Linked DNA regions of Homo sapiens: region 1 is linked to region 2. A link is an interaction called in ENCODE POLR2A ChIA-PET data of the cell type or tissue named here. Cell type or tissue: Caco-2. All regions are shown on one strand. Each heading gives the region's core, and the rest is flanking DNA. Links, peaks and the distances in the headings are about the cores only.

Region 1 (7,693 bases), core at 1,489-6,488, 120 kb after region 2:
TAAACACCACACATTGCTTTCCTCAACACTTCCAGCCCAAAGGAGGAAAGACTTCAAAATTAATTCTGCATAAGTGGGAAAAAGAACTCAAAGCAAATATTGCCAACTGACTTGAGAGACAGCTAGGAGAGGATTTGGCTCCAACTGAGCAGACACTCAATTTTGGCATCCATCCAGCTCAGAACTAAGGTCAGTTGTTTAAAACTGGGTCTCAAGAAAAGCCTGAGTGTCGCAAGTGATTATCTTCAAACTTCCCCGACATCTCGGGGGACCCAGTATTAGATTTAGAGTGCTTTCCCTGAGAGTATTTGCATAAGCATTGATGAGCCTTGTTCCCAGTTTGGTTTTTATATTTGCAGGGTTTACTCCAGTGCACCATAGCACCAAGTTTTCCCAGGACATTTAAAAATCTCATTTCTCTACAGCAACACTTCCTTGTTTGTGTTCCTCTTGCACATCCTTCTTGGGGCACACAAGCCATCATTCTCGTTGTTCTTAAGGAGGCAGTCAATTATGGATTTTTATAATTAGGATTCTGAAACATGACATTTGAGACAGGCCTCCTTTCAAACAGAGATCCCTAGGGCATAATCTAATTACCAACAAGGTACAATGCCCACAGTCTTGCAAAGAACTCTGGAGTAAAGGCTCTATGTTGACCCAAGTCATTAATAATAGATCATTAGCTCTTGAGCCAGCATTTATTGAACACCACGGAGTGTCAGATGTGCCGCAGGATGGTAACAAAAGAATGAAGATTCTCGAAGGATTCCCCCAGTGGGTGGGTGAGACCAATTTCCCATCTGGTTGTGGTGAAGCAATGGGGTTACCAGGGTCTACTCCATTCACATTCCAGTAAATATGAACAGGTCCCGTCCACCCTTCTACAAGAAGGGCAGCAAGTTTCCTGAGAAGGCAGAGTTGAGAGAATGCTAATTGTAAAGCATGAGGAAGAAGAGAAAAGAGCAGGTATGAACCCCCGACGATGGAAGTTTTTAAATGACTCTATTGGGGGCCAACACAATAACAATGTCTATCCTCTAAGAAGTCTCATAGAGGCAATTTCTTCCTAGTAAGACTTACACAGCCCTTCACCTGGGCACCACTCAGTACAAAGACTTTGTTCTTATCTTGGTCCCCCTTAGAATATTTGGCTGGCTTAATGTCTGAACCCTGAAACCTCCCTGGATCCTGGCTATCTCTGATATAGGAAATGCACAGTGCATTTGCTCTGTCCTAGACTAAGCCTAGGGTTAACTCTCATGTCACTTGGAATACTTTTTTCTGGAAAAAATTTGCTTTCAGTTTCTTTGGTTCTGGTGACCCACTGGAATGCTAAGTACTGTTGAAAAACTGATCATTTTATTGAGTAAATTTGTCAAACATTTATTTATTCATTCAACAAGTGGTTCTAGAGTGCATATCATGTTGCCTGGCACTGTCCTAGTGGCTGGCAATGCAGCAGGAGCAAAACAGACAAAATTCTCAGCCCTCATGGGGAGACAAGAAAATTAGATACGAGTATAGCATGCTGATGGTGTTAACTTCTAAGGTGAAAAAAAGGCAGGGAAAGTGGGTAAGGAATTTACGAAGGGTGCGATGGGTAGGGCTGCAATTTTAGAAAGGCTAGCCAGAAAAGGACTTAGGCAAAAACAACATTGAGTGAAGACAATGAAAAGTCAAAAGAGTGAGTCACAAAAGACATGTGGGTGATGGGCACACTGGGCAAATGAAAATGCAAGTATGCCAGTTCTCAAGTTGGAGTATGACTGGAGTATTCTAAGAACACCAAGGAGGCCAGTATGTCTGAGTTGAATGACAGAGGGAGAGAATGATAGGAAACAGGGTCAGAGATGAAGCTGGGGAGGGGAGAGAGCAGGTTGGAGGCAGGGAAGAGTGGGTAGGACTGTTAGGCCATTGAAAATACTTGAGCATTTACTCTAAGGGAGATGAGGGTCAACAGCATCTGCTACATAGAAAGTTTTCATTTAATGGAATTTTTGGTGAATAGATATGAAGGATTCAGTACTATGGCTAAGTGTCTAAGTTATTTTCATTTCCTAGACACTTAGCCATAGCTCTGTGTCCTTCATATCTATTCACTTATATAATGTACAGGAGTACATTTCTATAATGATAATGGGCTGTTGAGGTAGCCGTATTTACTGACTACTTACTCAAATCTTGCCTTTCCCTTGGCTCCTAACATAGCTGCAAGTCTTAGTCCCTCACTGGATTTAGACTCCAATGTCACCTATTCAGAGAGGCCTTCTCTTATGACTGTCTGAAATGGCACCTCCCATCACTCTCCAGTCTCTGATCCTGTTTTATTTTTCTTCAAAGTACTTAGCTTTATGATTGTTATAGTATAGATTGGAATCACTTGGGAAGATTGGAGTTGAGTAGAATGACATGATGTGTGTTCTATTTTAACAACAATCAATCTAGCTGCTGTGCTGAGAACATACTGAGGGGAGGTAAGGGAAGAAGCAGGGAGACCAGTTGTTTGTAGAACATTGTTTCTCAATAGTCGCAATATATTTGACAGTTTCTTTGGAAGAGCTTATATACATGTTAATCTTGATATGCACCGGGAGTTTGTTATGGGTTTACATAGTCTCCATTCTTAAATGATCCTAAAAATTACAATGTAATGTCTGACAATTTCCCCCTGATATTTTGGTTTAAATTATATTGACTAATAAAATAGACATGGAGAAAACACTCCCCTAAACTGAGACATAGCATTGTGCCAAGAATAGATGAATCTTCTGTAGTGATCTTTGAGGTTCATGCTATCTTCCACTAAGATAAACAGATAGATATTAGATATATACAAACTTTGTGACAAGGATTAGAGAGTACAGAATTTTCAGAGAGTCAGCCTCTTTCCATCACTTATTTACTCTCCCTCTGGGGCATCTGACACTTATGGGTCCAGGGAGCTTCCTGAGGCTTGTCTTCCTTTGAATAGTTAGGAACATAAAGGAAGACTCCTTGTCCAATGCTTTGGCCCTGCAGGATCTGGAATAGTAATGCACTTCTGCAGAGGAGCAGGAATTGGAAAGCTTTGTACCAGCAAAGGATTTTGAATCTACGAAACCCACCTCAAGCATGTGAGGGTAGAGTCAAAGGCAGGCAGTTTAGCGGATGAAGGCATAAAGATTTTGATTCTGCCCAGTCACTAACTAGTTCCTAGTGATAGATGACTCATTTTCTCTTCATGGCCCTTAGTTTTTCAACTTTAACCAGGGAAAGTCAAGATACACTAAATGAAAAAAGAGGCTGCATAATAATGGGTTTAGTATGATCCCATTTTCTTGTTTTAATAATATTAAAAAACCTTTCATTTGTGTTGTGTGTGTCACATAAGTATACCATACAGATATATATGGAGGATATATACACACAGAGATATACACATATATATCTACAAATACATAGACTATTGATACACATATCTAGATAAACACAAAGAAAGATTTTAACATAAGTTACTCTGGAGAGACAGGCAGAATTCTTGGATCTTTGGCCCCCAAGTCTCACTTTGTGTTTTTGGAGATAAGCTAGCTTGGCCAGGGACTTCTCCTCTGCATGGGGAAGAGTGGATCTGCATTCCATCTCAATTTCTGACAAGGCTACCAGGTGCTAGAATCCAAATCATTGTCCTAGAATCCTATAAACAGCTAGCACCCATGCTCACCTTTTTGATACCCAAGCTTGGATTATCTTGCCCCATTTGCAAGAGCATTCCATTACTTGCCCCATAAAAAGGAAGAGTCATAGGGAGATAGGGTCCCTTTTCTGGAGCATAGCCCCACAGTGTGTCCCATGCGTCCAGTTGTACTTAGCCTAGGCTTGTCCATCCACAGAGAAGGGGCCCCTGCAACTGCTTCCTGTCTGCCCTAAATTCCAGCCTGCACCACATGACACTAGCAGGTACTCTTGAGCTAGTACATTTGGCTTAATTGGCGATCAAGGTGTTGATGTGAAAATGGAAGGGTTGGGGAGTGTTGGCTGGGAGTGAGAGTGGAGGCAATGAAGAGAGAGATTACTAATCTTTTTGCTATATATTTTAGTATAATTTTACCAGTTAAAATGAGCATAAGTCTGTAAGTAAAAATCTAGTCAATAAAAGTGGGCACTAAAGGTATTAAGTATTTTTTCCAAATGCGAAGTCTGACCATATATAAGGTACAGCCTGACTTTTTGTGCTCTGGCCTTTCATGTAGTTAGGAGCACCTGGTCAGGCACTTGTACTTTGCTTGTGCTGGCCTCAGTGATGTTTAAAAGAGTAGGGCCATTTGAAGACAGATATTTTGATGTTCCCGCAGATCTTTTAAAGGCTACTTACTCACATCTTGCCTTTCTCTCTGCTCCTAACATAGTCACATGTTACATGTGCTTCTAAAGACACAAAAAATGAGGTAATTTTAGAAAGAAATTAAAGCTTTTGGATACCCTAGCCAAGGGTAAATTTGAACAATTAAAAAGATAATTGGACTGAAACTGGGTTAATAAAAACAGACTTTTGGAGCTCAGGGAATCACAGGGACAGGAAAGCAATTTGATAATGTCTGACCCTTCCACCCATCTATCTGCCCTCCATCTTCTTTTTCTTCTGTGTTGATTCTTCAGGATTACATTGTTTACAAATCAGTTCTGACTTGGAAACTATGCATCACTTAAAGAGAAGAAAAGAAAAGTGCCCTTGTATGTGCCATTTGTGTCAGTCTCAGAGGTGAAGGATGCATTGACCTTCCTATTCCTGACATGTGATTTGAAGGAGGCTTATTTCTTATTCTCAATGGTTTCTTGAGACATTTGAATAATATTTTGAAAATGGGCCAACTCATTTTTAAATAAAAGGCAATTAGGTTACCCCATCTCATTTTTCTCACAAAGTAATATGTATAGCCATGTAGGACAATGCAAATTTTCCAGACTGATTTGGAATGAGCTGAATTATCTTCTTTCCTCTAATTGATTAATTACTCTAGGTTTCAAAGAGGAGGAACCTCCTGGTACTTCAGTTGAAAAAATTTAAAAGCTTATGTTTAAAACAGGAAATTTGTGAAGTGGAAGAAAGGAAGTGAAGGAGAGAGGGAGGGAGGAAAAAAGGAAGGGAAGAAGGAATCCTTATTTGACCTGTACTCCTTTAGAACCCAAAGTTAGTTCTAGTCCTCTCCGTTTCTTTGGATACTCATTTTCCTACACTGGGATTTCTACCTTCCTTCTTTCCCAAACTCAAAAACACAGTAATGATCTTGCTTTTAAGACATATCATATCATGTTTTTCAGTTTTGGATGTTGCTGCCAAGGGCAGTCAGCTCATTTGACTCTATCTACTATGCTGCATTTGAGATTTTGTCAATGCCATTGAATACAAAGGTGAAAGCAAGAGCCCATAAATATGGCTGCATCAAAAAGGTAAGCATTTTGCCTGGTCCCCATTGTTTGGGTAAACTAATCCAACAATCAATGTTGTTTTCCATTTAGCAAGCCTTCTTAAAAGGAAACTTAAAATACTTGGATTGAACAATGCGTGTGTGTGTTAATTCAAATGGCAGGCAAACAATCAACATGGATTATCTAAGGATAGACTTTCTGTGGTTAAAAATTCAGAAATTTAACACTATGTACTTAGACTGTTACTAAGGCCTCTTAAAAATAGCCAATCTATTATTTATCACCTTATCTCCCCTACCATTATTTGAGAAACATTTTGATAAAAGTAATTTATTTCATTTTTCCATCTCTTTTTCCATTTTTTTTCAAGTTACTGTTTTACATATGATTTATTTATATTGGCTATTGTGGCTCTCAAACATCACAAGGCTTATGTTTATGCATTTAAATCTTCTGGGACTCCGCCAAAGCAACTGTTTTCATCTCATTCAATATTCATCCTTTCCATACCAATGAGTTTCTAGGAGACTTTCCACAAGGTCCTTGGAGCTAGTGCATTTTCTTACAATTTTATCTTGAAATGATTTAGGACTTGAGAATAATCATAAGAAAAAAAAACCCAAAAAGAAAGAGTGTGAATGAGATATATAGCATGAATGAGATAATTAAAAATAAATAGGCTTTAAAAGATCATGTCCATACATACAATTTCTGTAATTTAAAAAAGCTTCAGTAAACATGGTACTTAAAGTTTTGTTGTTTGTTTGATAGGTATATAGAAGGTGTAAATATGCTATGAGATGATTGCTGGCTTTTCCAAATCTCTTAGTTCACATTCCTGGCAGAAATGGTTGGGGTAATCCATCTTTGAGGACTAAACCTGAGAAAATATTAAATATCAGTTCTTAAAGCTTTAAAGTGGTAGGCTTGATTTCAATTTGCTAACTCCTTTCTTCAATGTCACATTTTAAAAATGGCTTTTCTAAAATTTACTCTCCCTTACACAGGGATGAATTAAACCAATTAAATGTATATACATGGCCCTTTCCAAAACTAGAATTCCGAGATTATTCACATCAAAAAATAAGTGAAGTGGAATTTTAATAATCTATTCAAAGACCCCAGCCTGTGTAGCTCATCTACATGGTGCTGGTTTCTTTAAATAGAGAAAATTTATTGAAAACAAAAATGCCTTGACTAAATTTTACGTTGAAAGATAAAAGGGAGACCCACGAGGCCTGGGATTTTCCAGATAGAAGGTGCAAAATTTCTATCTGCCAAGTGCATGGGATCTTTGAGTGACCATCCTCAGCTAGATGCTACAAGACAACAAGTCTCAGCAGAGATGAAGGCAGTTGATATCTGTCACTTGAATGGTTACCTGCAAATTATTAGGTTTTAATAATAGAGTCTTGTTTAGATATTGTTGCAGTTTATAATTTGCGTCACTGATCTGCATAAGTACATGGAGCCAACTCTTATTATTCATAGATATTTATGTATGAATTTGCTTACTTGTTAAAATTTATTTGTAACTTCCAAATCAATATTCATGGCACTTTCTTGGTTATTTGCAGACATGCATAGAATGGTGAAAAATTTGAGTTGCTTGATGTTCACATTTCTCGGCTGAGGTTGAATGAGGTAATCCTCTGCTTTCTTGTTCTGGCCCTCATACTGTAAGCAAGTATTCTCTTTGAGGTCTATTTAGTGCTATGTTTTTTCACGTTTTTGTGCTTTTTGGTGGTAATTTTGCTTTTGAAAATGTTCCTGGCTGGGCATGGTGGTGACTCATGCCTGTGATCCCAGCACTTTGGGAGGCTGAGGTGGGTGGATCACTTGAGGTCAGAAGTTCGAGACCAGCCTGGCCAACATGGTCAAACCAGTCTCTATTAAAAATGCAAAATTAGCCGGGCATGGTGGCGCGCACCTGTAATTCCCAGCTACTCTGGAGGCTGAGGTAGGAGAATCGCTTGAACTGGGGAGACGGAAGTTGCAGTGAGCAGAGATCGTACCATTGCACTCCAGCCTGGGTGACAGAGCGAGAGTCTGTCTCAAATAAAGAAAAAAGGAAAATGGTCCTAAGCACACAAGGGTTATGATACGCCTTACAGAGAAAATAGGTTGCATTAGATAAGCTTTATTCAGGTAAGAATTATAGTGCTGATGACCATGAGTCCAGTGTTAATTAAATAAGGTGCCTTAAAACAGGAATACACATAATACAAGGTTATGTGTGATCAATTGATGAAAATATTGTGACCTGAGACTCACAGGAATCCAA
Region 2 (5,000 bases), core at 1-5,000:
ATCTCATTGGATACTCATAACACTATAAGATAAATACTATTAATATCCCTTTTTTCAGCAGATAGAGGTGGTGGTAAAAATCTCATAAATACTAAATAACTTACCCAGGGAAACACAAGTCTGCCAGGCTCCAAAGTCTAAATACCTAAACTATATACCAGATTGTCTATATCCATCAAAAGATCTAAAAGATGATAAAGAAATATCATGAAGACTTGGCAACTATTATTAGTCTGTTCCTGTGCTGTTATAAAGAAGTATCTGAGGCTGGGTAATTTATTTTAAAAAGAGGTTTAGGGCCAGGCGCGGTGGCTTAGGCCTGCAATCTCAGCACTTTGGGAGGTCAAGGCAGGCATATCACCTGAGCCCAGAAGTTCAAGACCAGCCTGGGCAACATGGCAAACCCCACCTCCACAAAAAATAGAAAAAACATTAGCCAGGCATGGTGGCACACACCTGTAGTCGCAGCTATTTGTCAGGCTGAGGTGAGAGGATCGCTTGAGCCCAGAAAGTCGAGGCTGCAGCGAGCTGTGATCGCACCGCACCACTGCACTCCCGCCTGGGTGACAGAGTAAGAAACCGCCTCCAAAAAAAAAAAAAAAGAAGTTTAATTGGCTCACAGTTCTGCAAGCTATACAAGCATGGCTCCAGCATCTCTTCCTGGTGAGGGCCTGAGGAAGCTTCCAATCATGGCAGAAGAAGAAAGGGGAGCAGGCGCATCACATAGTGAGAGCAGGAACAAGAGAAAGAGGAGGGAGGTTCCAAACTCTTTTAAATAGCCAGATCCCAAGTGAACTGGGTGAGAATTCATTTATTACCAAGGGCATGGCGCTAAATCATTCATGCCAGATCAGCCCCCATGGGTCAATCACCTCCCACCAGGCCCCACCTCCCATATTAGGAATCACATTTCAACATGAGATTTGGAGGGGACAACTACCAGCAACTAACTCATATTGGCAGAAATAAAAAACTATAGAATTGATATACACTGAAGTGCTGCACTAAATATAAAATCATATGCTATGATCTAACTTTAATAAAGAATAACAGTTGATTGTCCATGACTTTCCTATTTACATCTCAATTACTCTGAAACTAAAAATCTCAGCCTCCACTGTCCTGTTTTCTAACTTTTCATAAGCAAACTAAAACATCATTTGTCACTCACACTGAAAAAAAAATGGGAAGTATATAAATGGGAAAATTTATTTTATCTGGTGTCATCTCTAACTTTCTGTTCCAGTATTACTGCCCAATTCTAACCAATTCAGGATCTTCTCTCAATCCAGAAGCTATAAAATCAAGTAAACAAAGCATCCATTGCACATCATGAAAAGACCTTCATGAGTACCAGTCAACACACACACTGGGTGTGATAGGCATTACTAATGCTCTAGTTCTACTGTTCTTTTGCATATAAAGCAAGATCATATTTTTCTGCCCCTTTGATAGTACACATGACCACATCATTGCTATGGGCCAATGAAATGAAAAAGTAATATGGACCACTTCCAGAGGGAAGCATTTAAAACTGGAACGTGATTTTCTATGCTCTGTTGCTCTGTCCTCAAAAATTACAAAAGCACAAATTGACAATGACTTGCCACAAGACTAAAGCAGCCCAGAAGGTTGTGCCGCCACATGAAAAGCAGCACAGTGACTTGGCTAGCTGGACCAAACTTTGCATGAAAGGATGTAGTCTTTCCTTGTGCTACGCCACCACTGAGATTTTGATGTTGGTACCACAATGTAAACTATCCTGACTTACAAAATGAACTTCCTAATTTCCTTAAACTGTATAATAAAATCTTGGTTTTCAGCAAAATTTCCAGGGATAGAGGCAGAACACAATGATTAAATGCATTTTACAAAGTTATCTAGAAACCTATGCATTTCAAGCCAAGCTTCATTTTCTAATTACCTGTATTTTTACTTTTTTTCCCACATATTTTGCATTCCATCTTTAGTCTTTGAATTTCCTTTACGTCAAGTGTCTTTCTTCTGAAATTTCTTGAGTTTAGTTTAAAAAAAAAAATTTACTTCCATCAAATTGCAATTTGAGAAACAGTTTGATTTTTTTTTTCCTTTTCCAGGGTCAAATCTGAAAGTGATCAAAAGCACTTTTAATTTTATAATGCTAAGATCTTTCAACTATGCTGATGCTACTGGAAAATTTCAATGACTAGGATTTATATCACTTGCCCCAACAGCCTCAAAAGCACAGGACGTTACAGAATGATCACATTTCTCTAATAACTAGCACATACCATAGATGCATTTTTTCATCTAAAAAGAGCCCTGGCATTGGCCTGTCATAGAGTTAACTATGATCAAGTTTTTAGCCCATATTACCAGCAAGACTTTGGGTAAGAATGACACATTCCCTATGCCTAATTTTCAAAGACATGAGAATAAAGTGAGATAACGTATGTGAATATGCAAAGTATTCATACAGATATAAAGTGTTATTAGCCTATTATCTATCCCCTTCATTTCCACTCTCAATGTAGCACTCTGATCTCTATTATACTTTATAGCCCCAACTCTATCTTCTGGAAAACCTTTCCTTCTCATTCAGATTAATTTATTAAATAGTTTTAAATATCTTTAAGCAATCTTCAAAATATACTGTACCCCCTACTTTAACCCATGCTTTTAGTCTTAAATCCCATTACTCCCCCATATGAAAACTTTCATTCAGCCAAAGTAGTCTGCCTAATTATCTTTTTATCATAAATTATCTAATACCTTTGCCAGACCTACAATGCACTCAGTACTCCTATAACTTTCTACCTTAAGAACCAATTCAGTGTTACTTTTTTTTTTTTTTTTAAGACGGACTCTCACTCTGTCACCCAGGCTGGAGTGCAGTGGAGTGATCTTGGCTCACTGCAACCTCCGCCTCCTGGGTTCAAGCAATTCTCCTGCCTCAGCCTCCCGAGTAGCTGGGATTGCAGGTGCGTGCCACCACTCCTGGCTAATTTTTGTACTTTTAGTAGAGACTGGGTTTCACCGTGTTGGCCAGGCTGGTCACCAACTCCTGACCTCAGGTGATCCACCTGCCTTGGCCTCCCAAAAGGGTGGGATTACAGGTGTGAGCCACTGCGCCCAGCCTAGTTTTACTTTTAATCCCCTTTCTGAAAGACATTTTTTCAAAGATTCTGTAACACCTATCATCTTATCACATGTCTGCCATTCAGTCATGTAAGGCATTACAATTTATCCTGTTTTACACTGTTATTTCCCCCAATAAAATAAATTGTGGGAAAGATTCTTCTCACCACACCCCAAAATATGTCACAGTCAACTAAGCATTTGTTTACTGGAATGTGTTTATTTTGTTTTATCTCAATTACAAAGTAGCAACTCCAACAACCAAGTGCCAAATATGAACTAGCCAAGACATTGATACTGAATCAAAGTTATACCCACAAATAAATCTTTATTCTCTACTTTAGTCTAAAACATTGAAGTTAAGAATGTAGTAATATCTGCTAAGTTAGCCTGGTTTCTCCTCAGTTTTAGCTTACTTCTTAAACATAACAAATTAATGAGGTATAGTTTATGATTTGTAGCTACAAAATAAAAATGAAATGACTTAAAAAAGATCAATGAAGTAGACTATTCATATCTTTCCAAGTGAAAAACATTTAATCATACTAAACACAAAAAAAGATTGATGACATACTAAAAATGAAAATTTTACAGCTAATAGTAAAGTTGTTTATACTTAGACAAGTCACAAAAAGCATTTACGAGGAATACATAAGCAGAAGGAAGACAAAAGTCTATTGGTTAAAATACATTAAGAACTACTAGAAATTAACTAGAATATGAACAAGAACTCAAAGGAAAAATAGAAGAAATATCCTGAACAAGCTGTACACAAGGAACTGAAATGTGAAAAGATGCCTAGCTTCACTAGTAATCATGAAAATGAAACACAACATGGTAGATACTACTGTACATCTGTAAGGCTAGCCCCCCCCCCAAAAAAAAATTTTTTTTAAAGTCTGATGGTATCAGACGTTTTTAAATTGGTATAATTACTTGAGAGAGAAATCAGACAACATCTAGTATAGTTGAACATGTGCACACCCTAGGAGTCAGCAAATCTTCAGCTGTACACATACCCCAAAAAAGATGTTTACTGAAGTTCTAATAGCTAAAAATTTCTTAATAGCTAAAAATTGAAAAAAAGTCCTAAATATCCAAAAAATATGTAATACTTAGCCGGACAATGGAATACTATGCAGAGATTAGAAAGTAGTAGTAAAGGTGTCTCTCCTATAATACTGTATGTGCAGTCTTAAACACCATGCATTCTGGGAGAAAAAAAAACACTAAAATACCACTTATTATGTGAAAACTTCAAAATCAAACACTAAAAATACCAGTGACTATATAAAAAATAGAGTTTGCAGACCACTCAATTTATGCAAAAACCTATGCAGTTTGGGACCTCAACACTATAAACGAAAACAAATAATAACTAGAACCTACATAGATAGGCAATAACTTAGACTGCCCAAGCAGTCATGACTGAAGAATTCTTCAGTAGCTATTAAAAATGTAAAACAAAAAACAATTAAGTGGGAATGTTGGTTGGCTTATGGATGCTGAGACAGTGAAAGTGAGCACCAGGATTTAAGAGCCCTCAATGCCAGAACTGTAAACTTTGAGGAAGATACCCTTAGAGATACAGATGGTTACTTTAAAAGAAGAAAAAAAAAAAAAAAAGGTATTCAGATTCAAAAGAACTCCAAGCTGCTTCCATTTTCTTGCTGAAGTCATAATCCTACAATCTTTATTACAGCTCTTCTTACCTAGAAAATAAACTAACACACTTTCTCATTGTCCTGACATCATTTCTCTCTACTAATTACCTATAAGCTAACTAGTGTTATAAAACCCATTTGTAACAGATGCAACTACATTATGTATCCATGTTGAAATCTCACATTAAATATAAAGAAAAGGTGCAATGTGAAACAATT

The links. Peaks named below come from ENCODE experiments on the same cell type or tissue, not always from the same donor. Only the 100,000 strongest peaks of a DNase experiment are listed, where the experiment ranks them.
Region 1: POLR2A ChIA-PET joins it to region 2 with 11 read pairs; 2 of 35 experiments call an interaction of 5 or more read pairs at or near these places.

Annotation. Positions count from the first base shown.
Region 1 is chr6:47,394,786-47,402,478 of GRCh38, reverse strand. It overlaps LOC105375082 (a long non-coding RNA gene), which reads left to right and starts at 5,081. Exons shown (of 3, transcript XR_926865.4): 1 at 5,081-5,430; 2 at 6,987-7,053. In Caco-2, for the core only: no CTCF peak of the experiment used is centred there; no DNase peak of the experiment used is centred there.
Region 2 is chr6:47,512,887-47,517,886 of GRCh38, reverse strand. All of the region lies in intron 2 of CD2AP (CD2 associated protein), which reads right to left. Among named protein-coding and RNA genes, the nearest start is that of CD2AP-DT, 37 kb to the right of the region's middle. In Caco-2, for the core only: no CTCF peak of the experiment used is centred there; no DNase peak of the experiment used is centred there.